Regions from separate parts of the Homo sapiens genome. Here region 1 is linked to region 2. Evidence: chromatin loops called from intact Hi-C (ENCODE). Cell type or tissue: PC-9. All regions are shown on one strand. Links, peaks and the distances in the headings refer to the core of each region. The heading gives the core; the rest is flanking DNA. Region 1 holds the start of LOC124904262 (a long non-coding RNA gene). Region 2 has its middle 250 kb from the start of CTAGE1.

Region 1 (10,166 bases), core at 1,279-9,278, 56 kb after region 2:
TGGAGTTGCTCTTCTCAAGGAGTATCTCTGTGGCGTTCTCTGTATTTCCTGAATTTGAATATTGGCCTGCGTTGCTAGATTGGGGAAGTTCTCCTGGATAATATCCTGCAGAGTGTTTTCCAACTTGGTTCCATTCTCCCTGTCACTTTCAGGTACACCAATCAGACGTAGATTTGGTCTTTTCACATAGTCCCATGTTTCTTGGAGGCTTTGTTCATTTCTTTTTACTCTTTTTTCTCTAAACTTGCCTTCTCTCTTTATTTCATTCATTTGATCGTCAATCACTGATACCCTTTCTTCCACTTGATCGAATCAGCTACTGAAGCTTGTGCATGCATCACAAAGTTCTTGTGCCATCGTTTTCAGCTCCATCAGGTCATTTAAGATCTTCTCTACACTGTTTATTCTAGTTAGCCATTTGTCTAACCTTTTTTCAAGGTTTTTAGCTTCCTTGTGATGGGTTCAAACATGCTCCTTTAACTTGGAGAAGTTTGTTATTACCAACCTTCTGAAGCCTACTTCTGTCAACTCGTCAGTGTCATTCTCCTTCCAGCTTTGTTCCATTGCTGGCGAGGGGCTGTGATCCTTTGGAGGAGAAGGGGAGTTCTGGTTTTTAGAATTTTCAGCTTTTCTACTCTGGTTTCTCCCCATCTTTATGGTATTATCTACCTTTGGTCTTTGATGTTGGTGACCTACAGATGGGGTTTTGGTTTAGATGTCCTTTTGGTTGATGTTGATGCTATTCTTTCCTGTTTGTTAGTTTTTCTTCTAACAGTCAGGTCCCTCACTGCAGGTCTCTTGGAGTTTGCTGGAGGTCCACTCCAGACCCTATTTGCCTGGGTATCACCAGCGGCGGCTCAGTTGGAAATACAGAAATCACCCATCTTCTGCGTTGATCATGCCAGGAGCTGCAGACCAGAGCTGTTTCTATTCGGCCATCTTGGAATGGACATAAGATGTACTTCTTAAATAATGAAAATTGAAAGACAAAATTACTCCTTGATCCATGGGCTGCAGAATGGATGTTGTGTTAGCAGGCCTGAAAACAACATTCATCTCCTTGTACATTGCCATCAAAGCTCTTGGGTGGCAACATGCATTGTTAATGAGCAGTAATATTTTGAAAAGAATTTTTTTTCTGAGAAGTAGGCCCAACAGTGGGCTTAAAATATTCAGAAAACTATGCGGTAAACAGAAATGCTATCATTCAGGCTTTGTTCTTCCATTTCTAGAGCACAGGCAAAGTAGATTTAGCATCATTCTTAAGGACCTTAGGATTTTTGGAATGGTAAAAGAGCACTGACTTCAACTTAATGTCACCAGCTGCAGTAGCTCCTAACCACAAAATCAGCCTGCCCTTTGTAGCTTCGAAGCCAGGCATTGACTTCTGCTCTATGAAACGATATCTTCTTGCAATATAAGGCTGCTTTGTCTATATTAAAAATCTGTGGTTTAGAATAGTCACCATCATCCATGATCTTAGCTAGATCTCCTGGACTTCTTGCTGCAGCTTGTCCATCAGCACTTGCTGCTTCATCTTGCACTTTTATGGTGTGGAGATGGCTTCTTTCCTTAAACCTCATGAACCAGCCTGTGCTAGCTTCACACTTTTCTTCTGTGGCTTCCTCACAATTGAAGAGAGTTGGGGTCTTGCTCAAACCTGGCTTTGGCTAACAGGGTGTTGTGGCTGTTTTGACCTCCTACCCAGACCACTCAGACTTTCTCCATATCAGCAAGGAGGCTGCTTCACTTCCTTTTCATTTGTGTATTCACTTTTAGTTTCCTTCAAGAACTTTTCCTTTGCAGTCACAACTGCGCTGACTATTGAGTACAAGAAGCCTAGTTTTTGGCCTGTCTCAGCTTCTGACATGCCTTCCTCATTCAGCTTAATCATTTCTAGCTTTTGATTTAAAATGGCACACATGTAACCTTTCCTTTCACTTGAACATTTAGAGGCCATTTTAAGGTTATTATTTGATCTCATGTCAATAGTGTTCTGTCTGAGGGAATAGGGAGGTCCAAAGAGAGGAATGGGGGGAGATGAAGCAGCTGCTGGTTGGTGGAGCCATCAGAACACACACAACATTTATGGATTAAGTTTTCCATCATACATGGGTGCGGTTTGTGGTGCCCCAAAACAATTACAATAGTAACATCAAAGATCACTGATCACCGAATACCATTAAAAGATGTAATAATAATGAAAAATTTTAAAGTATTGTGAGAATTACTAAAATATGACACAGAGACACGAAATGAGCACATGTTGTTGAAAAAAAAAAAAAAGATGGTGCTAATAGACTTGCTCAAAGCAGGGTTGCCATGGACCTTCAATTTGTAAAAAAAGACAGTATCAGTCAAGTGCAATAAAGTGAGATATGCCGGTATATGAGGCTTCGTTCTTGGCCCTGGTGGTGAGGTGGATAAAATGCAGAGGCTCTTTTCCCTGGAGAAACTCCTGAATCCTGTGATCTTAAGCAAGCTTTGTCCAAGAGATCAGATCAACACCTGAATAGTGGAAATTCTGGCTTGACCATTCTGGTTGGTGGTTTTGGTCCTAGAGGTATCCCTTATGACAGAGAAGACTTGTATTTCAGCTGAGTTATCTTTAAGGTAAAATGCTATGCACTGAGTACTATATTTTATTCATTGATACATACTGATCTGTTGAAGATATGTCCCTCTACTCAGGCATCTGCTGACAATATCCTGTTCTCATGGTTTGCTGGTGTGGCCTTCACCACTAGTGTGTTCTGAGACCATCACTGTCACCCCCATGCCTCACAGCTGCCTCCTTTACCAGGCCCTGTGGACTTGAAGTTCTTCTCAATGCTTACCCGCTGCCTTCTGCTCATAGGCATGGTTCTGATGCATCCTAAATAAGTCTGTATGTGTGTCGAGGAGGGTACTGGTAGGAAGGAAAATTATTTGTGCATAAATGAAGGGATATATTATGATATATCAACAGATAATATTTTGTTTCTGCTGTTTCATTTTCACCCAGATTTCTTCTCTTTCTTTTCTCGAAAAATGCTCTTTCTTAAACAGGCCTTGATTTGGAAGCTGGTTTTCTGGAACGGTATTTATCAAGTCTGTTTGCACAGTATCTAACTCTTTGGATGCTTTATCTTTTCTTGTGTCCCATTTAAACCCTTTTTCTTTTTCTGAAAATCATGTTTTTAAATCAGGAAATATTCATTCAATGTCTACTGTGTGAAAGGTAACTTGCTTGGCACTGTGAAAGAAAATTAAAACAAAAGGTGTGCTGTCTTCTAAGATCCTGTAGTTTAGGGGGAGAGACAGGCACATAAATAACTCCAATATGGGCCAATCATGTGAAGTATTTTAGTGAAGAAAAAAAGTGTGTTTGTTTATTTATTTATTTATTGAGACAGAGTCTTGCTCTGTCACCTAGGCTGGAGTGCAGTGGCGTAATCTTGGCTCACTGCAACCTCTGCCTGCTTTGTTCAAGCAATTCTCCTGCCTCAGCTTCCCAAGTAGCTGGTACTACAGGTAAGCACCACCACGCCCGGCTAATTTTTTGTATTTTTGGTAGAGATGGGGTTTCACCATGTTGGCCAGGCTGTTCTTGAACTCCTGACCTTAGGTGATCCGCCCATCTTGGCATCCCAAAGTGCTGGGATTACAGGCATGAGCCACCGCGCCCAGCCAAAAGTATATTTAGCTGGATTAGGTATAGATCTACCCAAGGAGATTGAAGGGGGCAGTCATACATTTTCATCTAAAATCTTCTTTCTTTCCTTAAAATCTTACAAAATCAAATGGGTGGCTGCTTCTACCAAACTGCCCACTCACTTCTTACTTCTCAATTAGTTTTCTCTCTCTTTCTCCCTCAATAAAGATAGGGCACTATGGAAGATTACACCATTTCAAACACATTCCAAAATGCTGTCTCAGCCCATGCCTGGCTGTTACTGCTTTAGGAGAATCTGATGAACATGTTTAAACACTCTTAGCACCCGAGGTTGTCTGTGTATAGTTGGGGAGCAGGTGGCCCGCCTGGGTAGAAAGTTATTACCTATTTTCATTTTTGCTTTGAAGGTTAAAAAGAGTCTGATTCTAATAATCGATTTACCTCTTAAATAGGGAAATAAGTCTGACTCCTGGGAAAAGGACATAAATTAACCTCTGGAAGTCATCAGAACTTATTAGCACATAAATGCTTCTGCTAAATCTGTCACCTTTCATTGAGCGCTCTGCCCGTCATGGGCTGTATTTGAGTTTTGTGGTATGCACTTAAGATTTTTAAGTGTGAGAGACATTTCCTTCTTTCAGGGTGAGGCAGGGTGACCCAAGGTCTCTGAAAGGTAAATACCAACTCCCCTGTCTCCCGAGCGAGCGAGCGAGCGACGGGCCTGTTTACAGTGTACCACCCTTGTCTGCAGGGAACATGCTTCACATTTTCTTCCAGGTGACGGGCTGCCTGCCAGTGACACCGCACACCTCGAGAGCTGCACAGTTTCTGCAGCAATATCATTCCTCTTCGGCTCCACCCTTTCCCTTTGAGCTTTACATTTCGTCCTTGCTCTGTGCAGTGCACCAATCAACACAAATTCAGGCAACCCCTCATTTCTCCCTCCTTTGATGACCCTGAAGCTCATCATCTGGCCAGCCCATCGCAGCCCAGAGCCATGTGTTGGGCGTGCTTCTGCCGTGGCGCTGGGAAGTCTGTCTGGGTGCTGTATTGTTTTATATTTTTCTCCCTCCTTCCCATGGCACCCTTTCTGCTGTTCCTTTCCCACCTTAAAAATAAATCCAAGGATATGAATAGCTTGAAATGAACTAAATCGGTCATTGTTATTACAGGAAAACTTTATACAGAATGCAAGCAATAATCCGCTTATATACACTGCGCTCTTACACAATAACTGATCCTTCATCGCTCTTCTCTGCTTGGCAAACGGAGTAGCTACCTTCTCATTCCCACAGTATTGTGTAAACATGAAAAGAAGCCAGAAGAGGTTCCTTTTATTTTGTTTTTGTTTTTTTGTTGTTTGCTGGCTTCAGGCTGGGCCCCAGCAGAGGGCGAGTGGCAGGAGGACACTTGAGTGGATTCTGCAAAAAGCCACACAGCTTTCCTCTGATGGATCAAAATGGTAATATTGATTCTATAAAAGTTTAAAGAGGTATTATGGCTGATTGGCAGGCATCCCTTTATTGAAGACATATCAAACCACAGGAAAAACTACTGGAACAGCTACTAGAACCCTATGGTTAATATAAAGTTTCCCAAATTCTGAAATTAAGCCTCCTGGCTGCCACCCTGGAGATATTAAACAAACTGTATATCTTCTATGTGCATCACTTATTTGTAAGGATAATTATATTCTTTTTCTGTTTTCCTACACCTTCTACTTCAGAATACACTAAAAACCCCCAAGTCACTTGAGCCCAGGAGTTCAAGGCTGCAGTGAGCTATGATTGCAGCACTGCATTCCAGCCTGGGTGACAGAGAAGGATCCTCTCTCAAAAAAAAAGGAAAAACAAAAATAAAAATTCCCAAGTCAAACCTTTAGTAAGAATTAGACTAAATTATTAAAAGCAATTTTGGAAAAAGAATTTACAAATGCAAAAAGAATGAGCAATTTACCTAGATACTTTGAATTTGCCAAATGAAGCTGATGCTTTGCAATGAAGCCTTTCTCATGCAAATCTGAAATTGCAGATGAACTCCAAATGGGATCCCTGATCTGTGATAGGAACAGATGAAGAAATGAAGCTTTTTATAGTATTTTGATGAACACTTTAATATTTCTCATCTGTCCTTGAGAAAGACATAATACATGCTAGCCTAGGGCTTGCTACATTTGGTATTGCTGTTTTTAGTCGTTAGCAAATTTTCTCAATGCTTTGGCTCTTTTTTTCTTTCTTTTTTTTTTTTTTTTTGAGACAGAGTCTCTCTCTGTCGCCCAGGCTGGAGGCTGGAGTGCAGTGGCGCAATCTCGGCTCACTGCAAGCTCTGCCTCCTGGGTTCACGCCATTCTCCTGCCTCAGCCTCCTGAGTAGCTGGGACCACAGGCACCCGCCACCATGCTTGGCTAATTTTTTGTATTTTTTTTAGTAGAGATGAGGTTTCGCCGTGTTGGCCAGGATCGTCTCGATCTCCTGACCTCATGATCCACCTGCCTCGGCCTCCCAAAGTGCTGGGATTGCAGGCGTGAGCCACCGTACCCAGCTAATGCTTTGGCTCTTAATTAGGACTAAGAAACATTTAGCAAAAGCTAAAGAGTCAGCTGGGTAATTAGGAAGTCAGGTCAATCAGTTCAACCTTTTCTATGTCCCTGCTGCAGGCAGGGCACTGAGTTGAGCGTCATGTAGGATATAAAGGTGAGTAAGAAATAGATGCTTTCCTCCAGGAGCTAGGAGACTAGCTAAGAATCTAGGATAAGGACACAGCACTTCAATCGAAGACATTAAGATGGTACAAATAAAGTGTGTAGGTTCTATTTATGGTAACCTAGGAAACATAAAAGCAAAGGAGGAGTTTTAAAAAATACTCGCTTGGAAATTAACATTTCTCTAAGATCAATGGTCAGTTCTCTTTATTAGTCTAGAGGCAGCAAACTTTTCTTTCCTGGGGCCTTATCCACAGCAGGTGCTTAGGTTACTTTATTAGAAATAGCAATAGTTTATGAGAACTGGACAGAAAGACTGCCACCTTCTTCACTCTCTCTAGCATCAGTGCAAAATCATGTGGAGGTTTGATTGTTAAAAAGCTACTAGACATGGTTTTGTGGTTTGCATTTGACCTAATCTACAAGATTGTTTTAGAGCTAAATGTTTTGAGGAAGGATCCATAGATCTTAAGAAATAAAAGAACTATAAGCAAATTGATCCAACTCCTTGTTTTTAAATAGATAAGGTGTCTTTAGTCCCCATTTGATGGACACTATTCAGAGATTGAATGCATTGCTGGAAGTTGCATGTGGTATAAGCATAGGAAGACTGGACTCCTGGTCCTTTGCCTCCCAGGACAGCGCTGTTGCACCACCTCTTGTAGATGAGAAAATTAAAACACAAAATTCCTGCGCATTGGTAGAAAACTCTTGTTTTTGTTTTCTTGCCTGTTAATCCAAACCTCTAGCTATAAAATAATATTATTCTTGGAGATCTTAATTGTCATTATTTATGTAAGATTTATACCACATCTATTTCCAAAAAAATTTTTAAATACATTGCAACCTTATATACACTACAGAATAAAACATCTAGAAACAGAACAACACCCTTTTTTTCTGAAAATTAGACAGAGTTAGCAAATAGCTGACGGGCAAGCATATGTTATTCCACTCCAGGATGGAATTTAGTTTTGAAGTTTCTTTGCAGATGAGATAAAATTATAAGTGTGTGAAACTATATTATTCCCTTACCTATTGGCTTTAAATTGGATTTCCAAATTTAGTAGAACCCAAAAATGAGAAGAAAGTGTTTTTTAATAGACCTTGTAGATGATCTTTCAAGTTTTGACCTTGTATAAAGCATTAGATTAAGAAACAAAGTATAAAAAACAATTACTCTTCAGTACTTGTGTGCATGTGTTTTAGAAGGATAATGGCAGTGGGCACATTTCTGGACCTGCAGCATGGGTGGGGAAAGTTTCTCTTTTGTGGGAGGGATGTCTAAAGTTTTCTCTAATTGTTTTTAGAATACCTATTTTTTTTTTCTAGAAAGAACGTCGGTCCTGGCAGTCTTTCAGCCACAAAGCTTTGAGAAATGGGGCTAAATATTAATAATAACTGCTTGGATTATAATGAGGAATCAATCAAAACACATACTGTTGATGAAGATGCCTTGAACACCGTGGATGCTGTAGAATAAGGGATTATGACTACAGCAATTCTTGGCTCCCTTCTCTGTTTGTTTAAGGGTTACACAGGCTTTGTTTAATATCTCCGTGTCTCAGTCCTTTCGGTTGAAGCACAAGGCATGCTTCAGCCACCTGAGATTAACTGCTAAACCCTGCAGCAAGCCAGCATCTCCTCCCTGCTGCCTCTCATCCGTCAGGATCTGCTCTGGAAATGGGCCAGTGGTGACGTGTGGGAATGCAGCCCTTTGTGTTTGTTTTTGGTGTTGGATTTGGTGGCCTTGGTCACGGATTGGCTTCCTTCTTTGAAACTGAACATCTTCCATGCCTTTGTGATTGAGTGACAAAAGTTCAACCTGCACATGCCAAAATGAACAGCCTAGAAAACTGATTATGGTTTCAGGACCAGCTTTAAAAAAAAGCAACAAAACCCTTCCAGTCACCCAGAGTTCTAAACATAATCGGTTGGTTCCCAGAAGTACAATAAAAGGAAGCCAGAAGTATTTTAGTCCCTAGTTGTTTATGAATCAACCTGATTTTCTTTTTCAGACTTTGAAGGTCACAGAATCAAATCATGTGGAGCCATTTCCATCAGTCCTCCTACCCACCCTTTCTCCCCTGTTCTCTGTTGCAAGTAGGGTTTTGCTAGGTTTAAGTAGAACATTGCTCAGAATTTCCAGGGGTTCTTAATTAAAGCAGGTTTCTTTTCCAAGAAAGCTGCCTTGGAAATTACTGGAAGGGAAGCAACAGTGACAAGTAAAGCAGGCGTCAGAATACCTTCAGTGTACCCCAGCCCTGCTCCTCCCCTAGAGCACAGGCTCAGGAGTTCTGCTGGCCTTAGGTAGAAGCCAAGGAAGAGGGGCCTGCACTCATCTTTCTGAGTAAGCCAGGGCACTTCATGTCTGGGATAAAGCCAGCAGGGCATGGGACATGGCATGGAACTGAATTTATATAGGAAGTAGACAATTAAGCCTGAGTCTTAGACACACACAGGAAGGTGACAGAAGAAGAAAGAATGACGTTTATTATTTTCTAGAGATCTAATCTAGAGAGCTTCAGTGTCCTTGCCATAATGTGACCTTTAAGGAACACAGCAAAAATCTTGGCATATTGCTTGCCAAATATTCAGGCACCTATTATGTGCCAATATGAATAGCACATAATAGGTACCTGAATAATGTAAGTTCTCTTCCCCACCTTTCCCCCACTTTTCTGCACATTGAATAGGATGATTTTAATTTTGCTTTACAAATTATTCAGTTATATCTGTTGTTATTTCATAATGTAAACAATTTCATATTGCTTATATTTCTTTTTTAGGACTTAATGAATAGCAAGGAAATATTTTTGTAATTGATAAGCTTGTTATGCAATTCCAGAAACCTCCTTTCAATGCCTCTAACATCCACATGGTACACTCTGGCACAAGTCAAAAAATATATTAAAAATAAGAACTAAGAATTATCAGATGCCAACTATGTGCAAGGCATTGTATTAGGTTCTTTATCTTAGGTTTTCCATTTAACCCTCAAAACAACCCCAAGGGCGAGGACGAGTCTTTCCCATCTCCCTGTGAGAAAGTAGCTTCAGAGAGCTCTTGCCCAGGTCTCACTGTGAGCAGGTGGCAAAGTTGTTGCTGGAGTATTGTTTACTCAAACTCCAGGGTCCAAGTTCCTTCCACCTCACATAATGCCAAGGCTCTACTGTAGGTACAGGAAGCGAGAGCAAGAGATCTTCTCACTGCCTTCCACAATGTGGCTTCCTTAAAAGCATTTGAAGAAGGAGATGGATTCTACCAACTGTAGACAGCATCTCTGCTGGGGCCAGGCTGAGGCAGGACGGGTCTTGGGGGTGGAGTCAGGATACTCCTTTCTCATCCAGCCTCCAGCCAGCTGTTTGTGTTTGGATTTTTCTGGGGGCTAAGAAGTTTCCCGGTAAGAGACGGTGAACTGGGTCTTCAAAGGGGGTCCTGATGTACACCAGCTCATCTGGAGAACAAAATGGGGAGAGCAGGGCAGGGTGACAGAGGTCAAATTGCTGGGGAGATTCTCCGGATGCCTGAGAGAGGGATCGACCTAAGGAAGGGGGATTCAGGCAGTGAGTCCAACTTACCAACAAGGTTGTGGGGCTGAGAGAAGGTGTAGACCTTAGATTTTCTTGAATCTGCCCTGACCCCACCACTTTGCAGGGCTCTGTGCAGCCTGGAGTGGGAACGGCTGTCTGTGCATTAGGAGGTGCCACTCAGTAAGCCAGGCTTCAGCATCTTCCAGCCCATGCTGCCCTGCTGTGGTGCCTACTAGCAGCCGGGACCTCAGAGAGCAGGGAGCTACTCTTCTCACTT
Region 2 (10,166 bases), core at 1,258-9,257:
CATCCCTGGTTTTCTAAATCTGCTTACTTCTGCTTCTTTGACATTTCCCTGGGAAACTCATTCTTCCCTTTCTATGTGAGCTATAAGTCCGTTGTGATATTCTTTAGTTGGAGATAAAAACATGGCATGTCTTCACTAGGATGCATCTTTATAAGAACCTCAGAAATATGAGGTTCTTATATGGAAAATCTTAAATAGAAAATCCAGAAATCCTGCAGTCTAATTAAGAATTTAACACACCCATATTTCTTGTGAGGAATGATTATTTGGACTTGTTCCTTACACCTCACTTTATAGTTTCATCTTCCATTCCATCTTCCTCATTTTTCATCTTCCTCTCCCTTTCTTTTTCTCTTCTCTTTCTTCCTCTTTCTATTTCTTCTCTCTTTCTTGCTTTTTAATTATTTATTTATTTATTTAAATTATATTTCCTTTCCTTTAGTGGTTTGGGAGCTGAATATCCTATACTTATTCTTCTAGCAATTTCACTTAAATTTTAAAGAAATTTAAATTTATCTTATTATCTAGCTACCAGGAATTATTTTGTATTAATATCAGCCTGTTCTCCTGCCTTCTTCTCTGAATCAAAATCAGAAATTTAGCATGCTTTCAGTTCCCTCTTTTTCTTCTCATCTGTCTATTTCCTTTCATGTTGATATTGTGATTAATTTTATGTGTCTGCTTGACTGGGCTAAGGGATACCCAGATTACTGGTGATATATTATTTCTGGGCATTTCCGTGAGGGTATTTCTGGAAGAGATTAGCATTTGGATTAGTAGACTGTCATCGTCCAATTCATTGAGGACCTGAATAGGACAAAAGGCTGGAGGAAGGGAAAATTTGCTTCCTGTTTGATTTGGGACATCTGTTTTCTTTTGCCCTCAGACATCAACAATCCTGGGTCTCAGGTCTTTGAACTCAGACTGGACTTACATCATCATGGGCTCCCCTGGTTTTTGGTTATTCAGACGGGCTGAATTATACCACTGTCTTTCCTGGTTCTCTAGCTTGTAGAAGGCTGATCATGGAACTTTTGTCCTCCATAACTGTATAAGAACAACTCCTATAATGAAATATTTATATATGCATTATAGTTGAATAACCAGCTGACCCTTGAACAATGGGGGGCTAGGGATACTGACTCCCTGGCAGTCAAAAATTCATGTATAACTCTTGAATCCCTAAAAACTTAACTACTAATAGCCTATGATTGACCAGAAGCCTTACTGTTAATATGAACACATACATGTCAATTAATGCATATTTTGTATATTATATGTACTATATACTGTATTCTTACAATAAAGTAAGCTAAAGAAAAGAAAAGGTTATTAAGAAGATCATAAGGAAAAGAAAATACATGTTCTATTCATTAAGTGGAAGTGTATCATCATAAAGGTCTTCATCCTTCTCATCTTTACATTGAGTAGACTGAGGAGGAGGGGAAAGAGTAGGGGCTGGTTTTGTGGTCTCTAGAGTGGCAGAGGTGGAAGAAAATCCATGTATAACTGGATGAACCCACACAGTTCAAATCTGTGTTGTTCAAGGGTCAGCTGTATATCCTCTTAGTTTTGTTCCTCTGGAGAATCCTGACTAATACAGATATTTTCCAAGATAGTTAGTAATAGATTATTACTAATTTTATGTACCAATAGTTATTTTGATAATTATAAAATTATCATTTGCTCACAACCTTTTAATTTCTATTTTTGCATATTTTGAAATTTTTTTTACTGAGTATATAATTAAGTAATTCTTTCAGAGAATGTGCTTAATATGTTTTTTGACTATTAGTGTGCCTATAAATCTTTTTTAAATTTGCACTCCCACTTCAATATGAATTTGGCTGGGTATAAGATGCTATATTCAAATTTCCTTTAAAACTTCTGAAAATAATATTATTTTTACAAAATCCAGCCTCTGATAATAATAATATAATATACAATACATTAATAGCAAAAACATGATAAAAATTTAACTGCCTAAAATTTAAGAGATACCCTTTTCATAGACCCTTGGATCAAATAAGTAATCAAAATTGAGATTCTAAATTAACTAATACATAATATAAAAGAGAATACTTCCTACCAAAATCTATGTTATACAGATAATGCTAAATTCAGAGGAAATATTACAGCCTTAGGTATCCTAATTATTAACAAAATAAGACTGAAAACAGAGGATGCAGTTGGCAGTTGAATTGGAGTTGGAAAAGGAGAGGAGCAGAAATGCAGTGAAGTCACCAGTTTCATTGCTGGTGGCACTTTTACTGTTAATTTTAATATTTACAATTTTGAACTATTTGGAATTTATTTTGATTCAAGGTATCAGGGTGGATCTAACTTTATTTTTCCTCCAAAATATCTAACCAGTTGTCTCAATATAATCCATATTTTCCTCTCTGATATGAAATTCTGCTTTAATCATAGAATGAATTCTCAGATGAACTTTGGTCTATTTTTGCACCAGCCATTCTGTTCTAATCATTTGAGTATACACTTTGGCATAGTTCCTGGATATTTTAATTATTATAGCTTTGTAATACATTTTGATACCTGGTAGAACAGGCTCCTTATCACTTTTATTTTTATATTTTATTGGCTTTTTGTCACATCTTCTAATTTTTAAATGAATTTAAAATAACTTTTTCAATTTCCTGAAAAGAACTAATTGAGAATTTGAATGGAATTGATTGTACAGATTAAATCAAGGGGGAATTAACATCCATTATATTGTTCTGTCCCAAGAACAAGGCGTTCATTCCCATTTAAAAATTTAAATTTCCAGTTTCCACTCCAATGTGTAACCAGCTTAGAAGTCATCACTCCCATCCTTACAACAAGACAAAAGTGGAACAAACTGAAAATCAACAACACTTCTTAGATTCATCAGAGAATTAAGGTCACAGAGCAAACTAGTGCCTTAAAAACTGGAGAGAAAGGAGAATACAGAGAATCACAGCTTAGTGGGAGCAGAAGCTGCTGGAGCCAGAAACTTAAACTGTAATGATGAACTGCTGGAAGCTGAGTGTGGACTAGTTTGAGAGTTAAAAACTTAGTGGTGGGGCGATTCCTCTCACTTTTGGAGTTTTACTTCCCTAAGCCCCACAAGGTGTTCTCTCATAGTGGAGACTGGAGAAAAATCCCCCTGGGCTTCCAGCAAGACAGGGAAAGTACCCATTTTGAAATAAGCTTGGAGTGTTCTGTCCTCTGCCTGCTCTCAAAGGAATTTACATTTCTAGAATCTAAATAATGTAGGGGAAGGAAAATACCCAACTCTCACCCTAACTAACTTTCCTATCTCACCTGAGAGGGAAAAAAATTAAGAAGCATTTATGAAGTTCACAGCCCAAGAGCACAGGCTCATTAAAAAATTGAGACCTAATTATGGAATTATAGAATGTCCCCCGCCAGTTACATATCTCATTGATGTGTCAACTAAACTCCTAAATCATAACAGATGATAATAGTTGAAAAGTCTGCAAGGCTCAGACTCTATTTAAAAAGACATTTCTAGGGAAACCCAAAGATAACTGGAGAGACAAAAACAAGGACAGTAGAAGAAATTGAAGCCTCAGACGCTTATAGCTACAACAAAAAGTAAAGTGTAGCTCCTAACCAGGTAATCATAAACCCTCACACCAAAGACTGACTTACCTCAGGTTCTATTACCTAATATATCATGTGTAACTTTCAACAAAATTTAGGTGCGCTAATGGGCAAGAAAAAACAAACATAGCCTGAAAAGACAAAGCAGGCAACAGAACCTGACTTAGATTTGGCAGAGATTTTAAGATTATCAGACCAACCAAAAATTTAAAATAACTATAATTAATGTGCTGAGAGCTCTGATGGAAAAAAAGGTAGACAACATGCAAGAACATGCAAGATGGGTAATATAAACAGAGATGGGAACTCAAGAAATCATAAAAGGGAAATGCTAGAAATAAAAAACATAGTAACAGAAATAAATGACCTTGTGTCTGAAACACCTCTTTTGAGTCCTTCATATCTCCCAATTTCACCTGTCTCAGCTGCCGTTGGCCATTTGCTTTTTAACTACGGCCTCCACAGCAAACTGTGGGTGGGTTCAGAGTGACTTCAGGAGTGTAACCCAGCAGGGAGCAGTGGCCCATAGTACAGATCTACAAGGCCCCTGAGCAGTGGTGTGAATGGCTTGGTTTATTGGTCAGAGGCCTGGAAGGAATAAGAATAGAAAATAAGGAGCAAATAGGGAAAGGAGTTGTGGGATGGACCCTTGGGAGTGATCATAGAGCATATGGATCTTTATGTCTCATATTAAAACCCCAAAGAGCATCCACTACCAAAGAGGTTCTTGACCTTGAAGCTGTCCACAATTCTCTTTTTCTCACATCTCACCTCCGATCCACCTGGAAATTTTAAAGGGTCTACCTTCAAATTATATTTAGAATCCAACCACCTCTGGCATCTTCCTGCTACTATTCTGGTCCATGCAAGCATAATTTATCCCAACAGCTTCCTAAATTGTTTTAGTGACTCAGATTTGCCACTTCCCTTCATTTTATTCTTCCATTAATAAACAGATTGAGCTTTATTATAAAATGTAAGTCAGATCTGGCTATTCCTTTTTTTTTTTTTTTTTTTTTTTTTTTGAGACAGAGTCTCGCTCTTTCGCCCAGGCCGGACTGCAGTGGCACTATCTTGGCTCACTGCAACATCCGCTTCCCGGGTTCATGCCATTCTCCTGCCTCAGCCTCCCGAGTAGCTGGGACTACAGGTGCCCGCCACCGCGCCTGGCTAAGTTTTTGTATTTTTAGTAGAGATGGGGTTTCACCGTGTTAGCCAGGATGGTCTTGATCTCCTGACCTCATGATCCACCCGCCTTGGCCTCCCAAAGTGCTGGGATTACAGGCGTGAGCCATCGCGCCCGGCCTGATCTGGCTATTCCTTTGTTCAAAATCCTGCAATGGCTTCTCATTTCTTTCAAAGTGAAAGTCAAGCCTTGTAAAGCCTCTATGAGGCTTTACACGCTTTGACCCCTTGTACCCCCTGCCTCATCCCCTACACTGCGCTGAATTCACTCTGCTCCAGCCACATTGGCCACTTTGATGCTCCTCCAGCATGCCAGCCATATGTCTCCCCAGAGTCTCTGCAGCGGTTCTTTCTTCTACCTGGGCCAGTCCTCCTAAGATATCCTTATGGTTCACTCTCTCACCTGCAAGTCTTAGTCAAACACCACCTTTACAGTGAAGCCAGGCCTTAACCCTCTTTCTCTGCCAATACACCAGCATCCTTATCCCTCAAACTGCTCTATTTTTCCATAGTTGTTAACACCTTCTGCATAATTTACCTATTTATGTTGTTTATTTTCCACTTCCCACACTACAAGGTAAGCTGCATGAGAAGAAGGACATTGTCTGCTTTGACATTGCTGGATCCTTGGCATTCAGTGCTTGGCATATAGGACATGTTCAATAAGTGTCTGTTGAATGGTTAAATGTACTTGAGTGAAGCTGGAAGCTTCCAGCATTCCATTTCTTGCTGGTGCCAGCAGATTGTATGAACTTCCTACAAACCAAGTTCAGTCAGCTGCTCATGGAGAAGTCATCAGTGAGCACAGCCTTGGTAGAGGAGGGTGTGTCCTGAGAAGGCCCTTTGAATGAGAGATGGGGGTGCTGCTACCTTCTAGACATAGTTTGCAACCTAATGAAGTGTTACGGTAGAATCAGGAAAGTAGACAGTGAATGAGGAAACTGAGGCCCTGGGAAGTTAAGAGACGTGCCCAAGGCCACATAGCTGTTCAGTAGCAGAGTACAGTATATTTTTCCTAAACAGAGCGTTGATGTACTTCCTTTTGTCAAAGCATGATAAAAATGAAAATGATTTTTCAAATACACACTTAGTGGGCCTGACATGTGGGTGTACATTTAAACATTTCCCAAATGCATGATATTCTTGTTTATCTAGTTTCCAAAAAAGTAAGACATTTCTATCATTCTGAGTGGTATGACACCATCAGGATGGTTGTGGCGGCTAAAAAAACACACGAAACACATAGCACGGAAAAAGACTCAGTCATAACAAAGCCTGGCTTTCCTTATCAGCACGAACCCAGGAACCCTGAGAGCACCCCCAAATATACATTGATGATGATGCTATGAGTCACTGCATGACTCATAGCTCACTGACCACTAGAAAATAGAAATATGAGGAGTAATTCACTGCCTAGGCCAAATGGAACTGAAGAACTTTCCTACCTACCCTACGAGTGATACATCAAATTAGGGATAAGGTGCCATCTCTTTCTTCTTCTTGGAGTGGATTAGTTCCCCCTCTTTGTGCTTCTCCCCAGAGACACAAGGACAGATAAGCCTCTGGTGTTGCTAATAATCTCCCAGTGAGCCATTCTATTACTGTACCTGCCTACTTGGGCTCATTCTGTAAAGAAATTCAACCCATAAGAGTGCCTCAGCACACAAAAATGTACTTCATCACTCCTCAGAGCAAGATGGCTTCTTGGATCAACATTTTATTCCTTCCCTCCCTTGACCGAGACACTAAACAGACCCATAATAAACCGTCCTCAACTGCACAAGTAAGAAAATTATTCTTAGGGCCAAGACACGTTGTTCTCCAAAACTGTTTCTCTCTTTTATTTGTAAGAATCAAGGAACCAGAAACCACAATTTGGGGGCAGAGAAGATTAATGGAAATGTTCATGTTTCTAAAAAAAAATAAAGAGTTCTATTCTCCAATACCTTTCCAGTGGGGCTGCTGTTTCACTCACATGATCTGGGTGGATGGGTCAGTGTTTAATCTTTGCTTTACCAAGGAGGGTCCTGAGGAGGCTGGAAGACACTGGCTAAGGTCACAAGGCCAGTCCTTCCCAGGAGGTGGGATTGCCTGCTCTGAAGTTCCTCCCTCCCCTGCCTGGGCTGTGTCTGACACCCCCGCACACCATCTTTCAGGGCTTAACTGCACCAGTCCACATAGTGAGGCTGATACAGGCCGTCTGGTGACAGGAGGCTGTCTGGCGTGTGGATTTCCTCTCATTCAGAAGATAGCACTGTAAAAATATGATCTTACCTTCACAAAGTGACCCCTGCTTTTGGAGCGATGGGTGCTCTGTAAAGAAACACCCCAGGGATGGGTGTTCTTCCCTGCCCCTTTTATTCCCTCCACACTAATAGAAAGATCTTAATAGCATCAAAAAGGCATCTTCTGTCTGGGGTCTCCAGTGCTGCTCAGGGATCATCTCATAAGACATGAAGTATGATGGGCAACTGCAGGGGGCCCTGGTTCTGCCTGACACAAGGGCCACCGTGGCTTGTTTGCACATCTAAGATTACTTGAATAATCTTGCCGATGAGAAGCAATTGGATCAGTGTTTTCCTGGAGAGAAAAGTAGACACTGAACACTGAAAGGAAAACTGCCGCTTTGGTGAGGTGAGCCCTGGAGCAGGTGTCCAGTATCTCTCCCTTCATTGAGATTTCTTTGCCATTCTCACGGCAACTCATTCCTTAAATAAGCATCAGCTGAATTCCTACTTTGTGTTAGGTATTGAGCTAGGCTTGGAGATACAGAGATAAACATTTCCTGAAATAGAACAAGAAGAACCAGAGTGCTGAGGCAAGTGCAGAGGCAACCTACATCTGTCGAGAGTAGGTTGAACCAGGGAAAGCAAAACAAAGTCCAAGTCCAAAGGGCAGGAGGAAGGCCAAGAGCAGAGTTCAGATACTTGTTGGGGTTGGAGCTGAGGTGTCTGAGGTTTACCTGTCTTGACTCAGATCAGTAAATACACATTTTCATTGAAACATCAACTAGTATCTTCATTATGGTCAGCTTGATAGTACTCACTTCTATCTTTTTAAAACTTTTTACATTTTTGTTTTTCATTTTTTTTAAAATTATGGATTCAGGGGGTACATGTGTTGGTTTGTTGCATGGATATATTGCATAATGGCAAGGTTTGGGCTCCTAGTATACCCATCACCCAAATAGTGAACATTGTACCCAATAGGTAATTTTTCAACCCTCACCTCCTTCTACCCTCTCCTATTTTGGAGTCCCCACTGTCTATTATTTCTATCTTTTTGTCCATATGTACTCATTGTTTAGTTCCCACTTATAAGTAAGAACATGTGCTATTTTATTTTCTGCTTCTGAATTGTTTCACTTAGAATAATTACTTCCAGCTCCTTTCATGTTGCTGCAAAAGACATGATTTCATTCTTTTTTTATGCTGCATAGTATTCCATGGTATGTATATAATATATATTATAGATATTATAGATATAATATATTTATAATATAATATATAATATATTGTATATTTATTATATATTATATAATATATATTATATATCATATTATATATTATATAATATATATTATATATCATATTATATATTATATAATATATATTATATATCATATATATGTTATATATTATATATAATATATATTATATATCATATATATATTATATGTAATATATATTATATATCATATTATATATTATATATTATATTATATATATTATTTGTCAGCTGGAGGCATCACACTACATGACTCTAAACTATACTACAGGGCTACAGAAATCAAAACAGCATGGTACTGGTACAAAAACAAACACATAGACCAATGGAACAGAATACAGAACCCAGAAATAAGTCCTCACATCTACAACTATCTGATCTTTGACAAACCTGACAAAAACAAGCAATGGGGAAAGGATTGCCTATTCAATAAATGGTGCTTGGATAACTGGCTAGTCATATGCAGAAGACTGAAACTGGACCTCTTCCTTATACCATGTACAAAAATCAACTCAAGATGGATTAAACACATAAATATAAAACCCAAAGCTATAAAAACCCTGGAAGAAAACCTAGGCAGTACCATTCAGGACATAGGCCCTGGCAAAGATTTCATGACGAAGACACCAAAAGCAATTGCAACAAAAGCAAAATTGACAAATGGGATCTAATTAAACTAAAGAGATCCTGTACAGCGGAAGAAACTATCAATAGAGTAAACAAACAACCTACAGAATGGGAGAAAATTTTTGCCAACTATACATCTGACAAAGGTCTAATATTCAGCATCTACAAGTGTATTAGCCTATTCTCACATTGCTATAAAGACCTACCTGAGACTGGGTAATTTATGAAGAAAAGGGGTTTAATTGACTCACACTTTCACAAGCTGTACAGGAGGCACAGCTGGGGAGGCCTCAGGAAACTTGCAATCATGGTGGAAGGGTGAAGGGTAAGCAAGCACATCTTCACATGGTGGCAGGAGAAAGGGTGAAAGGGGAAGTACTGCATACGTTTAAACAATCAGATCTCCTGAGAACTCACTCACTATCATGAGAACAGCAAGGAGGAAATCTGCCCCCATGATCCAATCACCTCCTACCAGGTCCCTCCCCCAGTACTGGGGATTACAATTCAACATGAGATTTGCGTGAGGACACAGAGCCAAAAACCATATCAAGAAGGAACTTAATTTAAAAGAAAAAACAAAAAAAAAAACCATTAAAAAGTGGGCAAAGGACTTGAACAGATACTTTTCAAAAGACGACATACATTTGACCAACAATTATATGAAAAAGAGCTCAACATCACTGATCATTAGAAAAATGCAAATCAAAACCGCAATGAGATACCATCTCATACCAGTCAGAATGGCCATTAATAAAAAGTCAAAAAAAAAAAAAAAAAACAGATGCTGGTGAGGCTGTAGAAATTAGTTCAACCATTGTGAAAGATAATGTGGTGATTCTTCAAAGACCGAAAGACAGAAATACCATTTGACCCGGCAATCCCATTACTGGGTATATACCCAAAGGAATTTAAGTCATACTATTATAAAGACACATGGTGTGTATGTTCATTGCAGCACTATTCACAATAGCAAAGACATAGAATCAGCCTAAATGTTCACCAATAACAGATTGGATAAAGAAAATGTGGTACATATACACCATGGAATACTACACAGCCATAAAAAAGAACAAGATCTTGTCCTTTGCAGCAACATGAATGGAGCTAGAGGTCATTATCCTAAGCTAACTAATGCAGGAACATAAAACCAAATACTATATGTTCTTACTAACAAGTGGGACCTAAATGATGAGAAGACGTGGACACATAAAGGGGAACAACATGCACTGGGGCCT

What was found. Hi-C counts contacts between places; a loop is a spot of excess contacts. Peaks named below come from ENCODE experiments on the same cell type or tissue, not always from the same donor. Only the 100,000 strongest peaks of a DNase experiment are listed, where the experiment ranks them.
Region 1: it touches region 2 in a loop (8-fold over the local background); 5 of 110 quality-filtered maps call a loop at or near these places.

Annotation. Positions count from the first base shown.
Region 1 is chr18:22,607,716-22,617,881 of GRCh38, reverse strand. It overlaps LOC124904262 (a long non-coding RNA gene), which reads left to right and starts at 3,612. Exons shown (of 2, transcript XR_007066307.1): 1 at 3,612-5,117; 2 at 7,689-8,328. In PC-9, for the core only: no CTCF peak of the experiment used is centred there; no DNase peak of the experiment used is centred there.
Region 2 is chr18:22,664,116-22,674,281 of GRCh38, reverse strand. No RefSeq gene overlaps it. Among named protein-coding and RNA genes, the nearest start is that of CTAGE1, 250 kb to the right of the region's middle. RefSeq lists a cis regulatory region at 6,079-6,096 and an enhancer at 6,016-6,160. In PC-9, for the core only: no CTCF peak of the experiment used is centred there; a DNase peak (open chromatin) is centred at 6,071; H3K27ac peaks cover 1,759 bases.